Regions from separate parts of the Homo sapiens genome. Here region 2 is linked to region 1. A link is a loop called in an ENCODE intact Hi-C map of the cell type or tissue named here. Cell type or tissue: B cell. All regions are shown on one strand. Each heading gives the region's core, and the rest is flanking DNA. Links, peaks and the distances in the headings are about the cores only. Region 1 holds the start of MAST3 (microtubule associated serine/threonine kinase 3). Region 2 overlaps CIST1 (colon, intestine and stomach enriched 1).

The links. Hi-C counts contacts between places; a loop is a spot of excess contacts. Peaks named below come from ENCODE experiments on the same cell type or tissue, not always from the same donor. Only the 100,000 strongest peaks of a DNase experiment are listed, where the experiment ranks them.
Region 2: a loop joins it to region 1, with 5 times the contacts of the local background. A loop is called at or near these places in 2 of 110 quality-filtered maps.

Annotation. Positions count from the first base shown.
Region 1 is chr19:18,096,734-18,099,637 of GRCh38, reverse strand. MAST3 (microtubule associated serine/threonine kinase 3) reads right to left here and starts at 1,860. Exons shown (of 28, transcript NM_001393504.1): 1 at 1,807-1,860. The coding sequence starts at 1,845. It also overlaps a transcript of IL12RB1 not described here. RefSeq lists a silencer at 1,616-2,125. In B cell, for the core only: no CTCF peak of the experiment used is centred there; DNase peaks (open chromatin) are centred at 587 and 1,957; H3K4me3 peaks cover 2,007 bases; H3K27ac peaks cover 1,820 bases.
Region 2 is chr19:18,250,688-18,253,591 of GRCh38, reverse strand. CIST1 (colon, intestine and stomach enriched 1) reads left to right here. Exons shown (of 4, transcript NM_001396036.2): 2 at 1,121-1,528. It also overlaps a transcript of PDE4C not described here. Among named protein-coding and RNA genes, the nearest start is that of CIST1, 3.2 kb to the left of the region's middle. In B cell, for the core only: CTCF peaks have their summits at 1,390 and 1,597 (motif pointing right); a DNase peak (open chromatin) is centred at 1,601; H3K27me3 peaks cover 1,012 bases.

The DNA of each region.
Region 1 (2,904 bases), core at 405-2,904:
ACTGCGTGGGTTCAAATCCTGTCTGACTCTGTCACCTATACTTTGTGAAACCCGGACAGTGGCTATGCTTCTCTGAACCTCAGTTTCCCCTTTTGTAACATAGAACTTACCATCAGGAAATGTTTGACCCCCCCACCATGGAACAGGCCCCACTTCTTGACGTCAGCAGCACCCCCATTCGCCTACCCGGAGGCGGTTTCTCTATTTTAAGAGGCTGCGGGCGGGTTGGCATCTAACTGGGGCTGGAGGCGGGACTGCCCCCCCACCAACACCACGCTGCTCGCCAATCCCGCCCCGCCCCCTCCTTTCCGCCCAAGTCCCCCACTCTTGCCTCTGGCCTCAGCGCCTCCAGTTCTGCCCCACCCCCGCGCGGCCAGAGACCGGGTGTCTCTGATCTGCAGCTCAGCCCGTGCCTTCCCTGACCACTCCCGACCTGGCTTCCCATCACCTGCTGAGTTCGCAGTCCCGCAGCTACCGGTGCGGCTCCAGGTTGGAGACCCGCCGGCCCCATTCCTCTCACCCCCTCAACCCGCCCGGAGCTAACCTCAGTCCCCGACCCCCACCCCACCTGCTCAGTCCTCCCTAGGTTCCAGCTTCTGTCAACCTCTTTCATTTCCCTAAATACCGCCCCCCGCTGCAATGCCTCGCCACCCTTGGCTGCCTCCTCTACCCCAGGGCTCCCAGCAATGACTGGGTCAGGCGCCTCCTTCACTTGCTGTGAGTCCCTTATCACAACTGATCACTCCGTGGGGTCACCGCTGCTCTGGCGTCTACCTCCCCCAACAGGTTGGGGTTTCTAGGAGGGCAGCTCCAGAGGTTGCAGAACACTCCGCTGCCTCTCCAGAGCCAGGCACACAGCAGGCGCTCCATAAATGTTCGTTGGGTAAGTGCTGAATCCCAGGTTCCCTACCTGAAAACTTGGTGGCTTCTTAAGGGTGTGGTCTAAGTCCCAGAGGAAAATGGCCAAATCTTAATTCCTGTTTTTCTTTTCTTATAATGGGGACACTGAGGCCCAGAGAAGTCAAAGGGTGGCTGCCCGGGGTCATGTAGTCCCTGTGTGGCTTCAAACTTAGGCTTCTGCTGTCCCCGACGCCTGTGTCCCTACCTCCTGATGACACAGCCTCCTAAACATAAACTCAGTAAAAGGAGGACCCTATGGCTCATTGGAAAACTGAGGCCCAGAGAAGCAAGGGTGCCCTCCCCCCAGGTCACACTGCTGGTTGGCAGCGCCTTGTGCCGTAAGAGAGCTGGTTGAGGGCGCAGATCGAATCCCAGCTAGGCGACCTCTGGAGAGTGGCTTTCCGGGACTAGAGCCTCAGTTTCCTTATTCTGACAAATGGGCGCCTGACAGCCCCAACCTCCCCAGGTCGTCGTAGGGCTGAGCTGAGGGTGTACAGTGGTGCAGCGACGACCCAAGGAGGTATTAATACATATGAACTCATATTAATACATCGCTAGTAATAGGACTAAAACAACCATGAACATATGGTGAGCTCTCTGGCTGCTGTTGCTAGCATTATTATTAGAACAGCTGGTGGGGAGGGGCAGAGCCCTCAGCCTCTTCCTCCCACGCCATCGCTTGGAGCCTCAGTTTCCCTAGATGTCCAAGGGGGCACCTTCCCCCTTCCCACCATGAGAAAAAGCACTTTGAGAAGCGGGTGGTCAAAAAGAAGCGATCTGAGCGTTCCCCACCCTCTGCCTCAGTTTCCCTACAGCCCGTGAAGGCCCCGCCCCTCCCGGCACCTTTCAGGCCGCGTCCACTTGGCCGCGCCCTCTGCCTTCCGCCCGCCCGCGCAGGGGCCTCACCTGGAGCCCGCGGCGCCGCAGGAGGCTCGACTCGTCCATGGCCCGGGAGTCCGCGCCGCCAGGCCCGCCCCCGGCCCCGCCCCGGCCTGCCAGGCCCCGCCGCCAGGTGCCATTGGCCAGGCCGGTCAGCTGACACGGCCTGGCCCCGCCCCTCCCGGGGAGCCCGACCACAGGGCCCCGCCCCCACTGGGCGAGCTGGCCCCGCCCCTCCAGCAGAGCGCAGAAGTAAATATTTTGCATGAATCCTCTCAGAAGTAAGGCAGCATCGTTCAGCCCCATTTTGCAGATGAAGAAACTGAGGCTAAGATAGGTTAATCAATATGCCCAGCGCATTGGCCGGGCGCAGTGGCTCACGCCTGTATCCCAGCACTTTGGGAGGCCGAGGTGGGCAGATCACTTGAGGTCAGGAGTTCGAGATCACCCTGGCCAACATGGTGAAACCCTGTCTCTACTAAACAAAAAAAACCAAAACAAAACAAAAAAAAAATTACTTGGGGGTGGTGACGCGCGCCTGTAATCCCAGCTACTCAGAAGACTGAGGCAGGAGAATCGCTTGAATCCAAGAGGCGGAGGTTACAGTGAGCCGGGATAGCGCCGCTGCACTCCAGACTGGGCGACAGAGCGAGACTCTGTCTCAAAAACAAAAACAAAACAACAACAAAAAATGTGCCCAGTACACACAGCAGAACGGGTTCTAGGGTGAGGCGAGTGAGGATCTCACCCCTGTGCAAAATTTAAGGTGGCCCCACAAAACTCAGCCATCAAGAGAAATAATATTTTAAAAACATAAAATTAATGAAAACATTTATGATGAACAAAACATCAAAACTTTTATTTTTTATTTTATTTTTAGAGACGGGGATCTCACTATGTTGCCCAGGCTGGTCTTGAACTCCTGGCCTCAAAAGATCCTTCTGCCTAGGCCTCCCAAAGTGTTGGGATTACAGGTGTCAGCCACCGCATATGGCCAAAACACCAAAACTTTTTTTTTTTTTTTTTAATTTATGAGACGAGTCTCTCTGTTGCCCAGACTAGAATGCAGTGGCATGATCTCGGCAACCCCTGCCTCCTGGGTTCAAGCTATTCTCATGCCTCAGC
Region 2 (2,904 bases), core at 404-2,903, 150 kb before region 1:
GTGTTTCTATTCTATTGTGTGTGTGTGTTTTTTTTTTTTTTGAGACGGAGTCTCACTCTGTTGCCTAGGCTGGAGTTCAGTGGCATGATCATGGCTTACTGCAGCCTTGAACTCCTGGACTCAAGCGATCCTCCCACCTCAGCCTCCTGAGTAGCTGGGACTAGGCATGCACCACCATGCCTGGCTAATTTTTGTTTTATTTTTTTGTAGAGACAAGGTCTCATTATGTCTCCCAGGCAGGAGTGCAGTGGCGCAATCATGGCGCACTACAGCCTTGAATTCCTGGGGTCAGGCAATCCTCCCGCCTCAGCCTCCCCAGTAGCTGGGAGCACCCAGCTTGTGTACACCCACTATGAACCTGACTGATGAACTGTCAGAGGCACCAACTCCACATGAACTCCATTTTACAGAAAAGAAAACTGAGTCCCAGAAAATTTAAAGGAGCTGCCCAGCACTGCCTGGGATGCAGTCACTTCCCATATCCAAAGGGCTTCTAGAGCTCTCAGCCAAGAGGACTGGGAACGCTGATCTGCACTTGAACCCAGGCTGTGGGACTTCAGACCAGGAGCATGAATTTGAGTGGGAGCTTCAGTTTCCCACTGAGAGCTCACATGGTGTCCTAAATCTTTCAGGTCTCCCTATGACCTGGACAAAAAAATAAATTAATTAAAAATAAAAATGAAAAGGCTGGGCATGATGGCTTATGCCTGTAATCCCAGCACTTTGGGAGGCCAAGGCAGGTGGATCATCTGAGGTCAGAAGTTCGAGACAAATCTGGCCAGCACAGTGAAACTAAAAATGCAAAAATTAGCCAGGCGTGGTAATGCACGCCTGTAATCCCAGCTACTTGGGAGGCTGAGGCAGGAGAATTGCTTGTACCCAGGAGGTGGAGGTTGCAGTGAGCTGAGATGGCACCACTGCTCTCCAGCCTGGGTGACAGAGCGAGACGCCATCTCAAAAAAAGAAAAAAAAAAAGAGAGAGAGAAAGAGAGAGAGAGAGGGTCTCGCTATGTTGCCCAGGCTGGTCTCTAATTCCTGGGTTCAAGTGATGCTCTCACCTTGACCTCTCAAAGTGCTGGAATTACAGGCGTGAGCCACCGCGCCCAGTTTTTCTTTCCAGATATTGTGACCTCAGAGAACAGTATGGAGACATCACCTGTCAGCTCTCTGATTTCTTCTCCCTTCGCCCACAGCACCCACAGTTCAGGGGAACCCCCCAAATCCTACTCCAGCACCATGAGTTTGGAGACAGACTCCATAACCCACCTCAGCCCCTCAAGTTCAGGGGCAACCCCTACCATCCAGCCGAGCCCCAGCTCCACAGATTCAAGGATGATACCCTCCTCCCCACAACCAGAGACAATCACGCACCCTAGTTCTGGCTCCCCCAGTGCAGAGCTCACCCCCTCTTCCCATTCCACCCTCCCCAGTTCCGAATCCCTGACCCCGCACTGGAGCCCCACTTCCCACAGCCCCGGAACGGAGCCCTTGACCTCCACTGACCAGACCTTGGAGCCCCCTGGCCCAGGTGAGTATTAAGAGATTTGGGTGTTTGTAGGGAGGTGGCGGGTGTAACAGGCTGCAGTTTTGGAACTGACCACCAGGGGGAGGTACAGCCCCGAGAATGCTCTAGGAAGGGCTTCTTGTCTCTGCTCCATTGTCTAAAGCTCTTCATGCTATGCGCATTTATTAAGTGCCTAGTGTATGTCACGGCTGGGCACGCAGCGATGGGCAAAGAGAGAAACTAATACTTGCTGTGGTGGGGAGACAGGTTATACATTATGTATTTGGGCCTGGGCAAAATAGCAGGACTTTGTCTCTACAAAAAAATCTAAAAATGGCGGGGCGCGGTGGCTCAAGCCTGTAATCCCAGCACTTTGGGAGGCCGAGGGCGGGGGCGGGGGCGGGGGGGGCGTGTATCACGAGGTCAAGAGTTCAAGACCAGCCTGGCCAAAATGGTGAAACCCCGTCTCTATTAAAACTACAAAAATTAGCCAGGCGTGGTGGCAGACGCCTGTAATCTCAGCAACTCGGGAGGCTGAGGCAGGAGAATCGCTTGAACCCAGGCGGCAGAGGTTGCAGTGAGCTGAGATCGTGCCACTGCACTCCAGCCTGGGTGGCAGAGTAAGACTCTGTCTCAAATAAATAAATAAATAAAATAAAAATGGCTGGGCGTGGTGGTTCACATCTGTAATCCCAGCACTTTGGGAGGCCAAGGTGGGAGGATCACCTGAGGTCAGGAGTTCAAGACCAGCCTGGCCAACATGGTGAAACCCCGTCTCTACTAAAAATACAAAAAATAGCCAGGCATGGTGGCGGGCGCCTGTAATCCGGGCTACTTGGGAGGCTGAGGCAGGAAAATAATTTGAACCCAGGAGGCGGAGGTTGGAGTGAGCCCACATTGAACCACTGCACTCCAGCCTGGGAGACAGAGCAAGACTCCATCTCGGGGGGGAAAAAAAAGACTCTATCTCAAAAATAAATAAAGTAATTGATTAAATAAAATTTAAAAATTAGGCTGGGCTCAGTGGCCCACGCCTGTAATCCCAGCACTTTGGGAGGCCGAGGCGGGTGGATCACCTGAGCCAATGAGTTCAAGACCAGCCTGGGCAACATGGTGAAACCCCATCTCTACTAAATATGTACACAAATTAGCTGGGTGTGGTGGCACACACTTGTAGTCTCAGCTACTGGGGAGGCTGAGGTAAGAGGATCACTAGATCCTTGGAGATGGAGGTCACAGTAAGCTGAGATAACGTCACTGCACTCCAGCCTGTGTGACAGAGCAAGACCCTGTCTCAAAAAAAAAAAAAAAAAATTGTCCAGGCATGGTGGTGCATGCCTGTAATCCTAGCTACTTGGGAGGCTGAGGTGGGAGGATCACTTGAGCCCAGGAGATAGAGG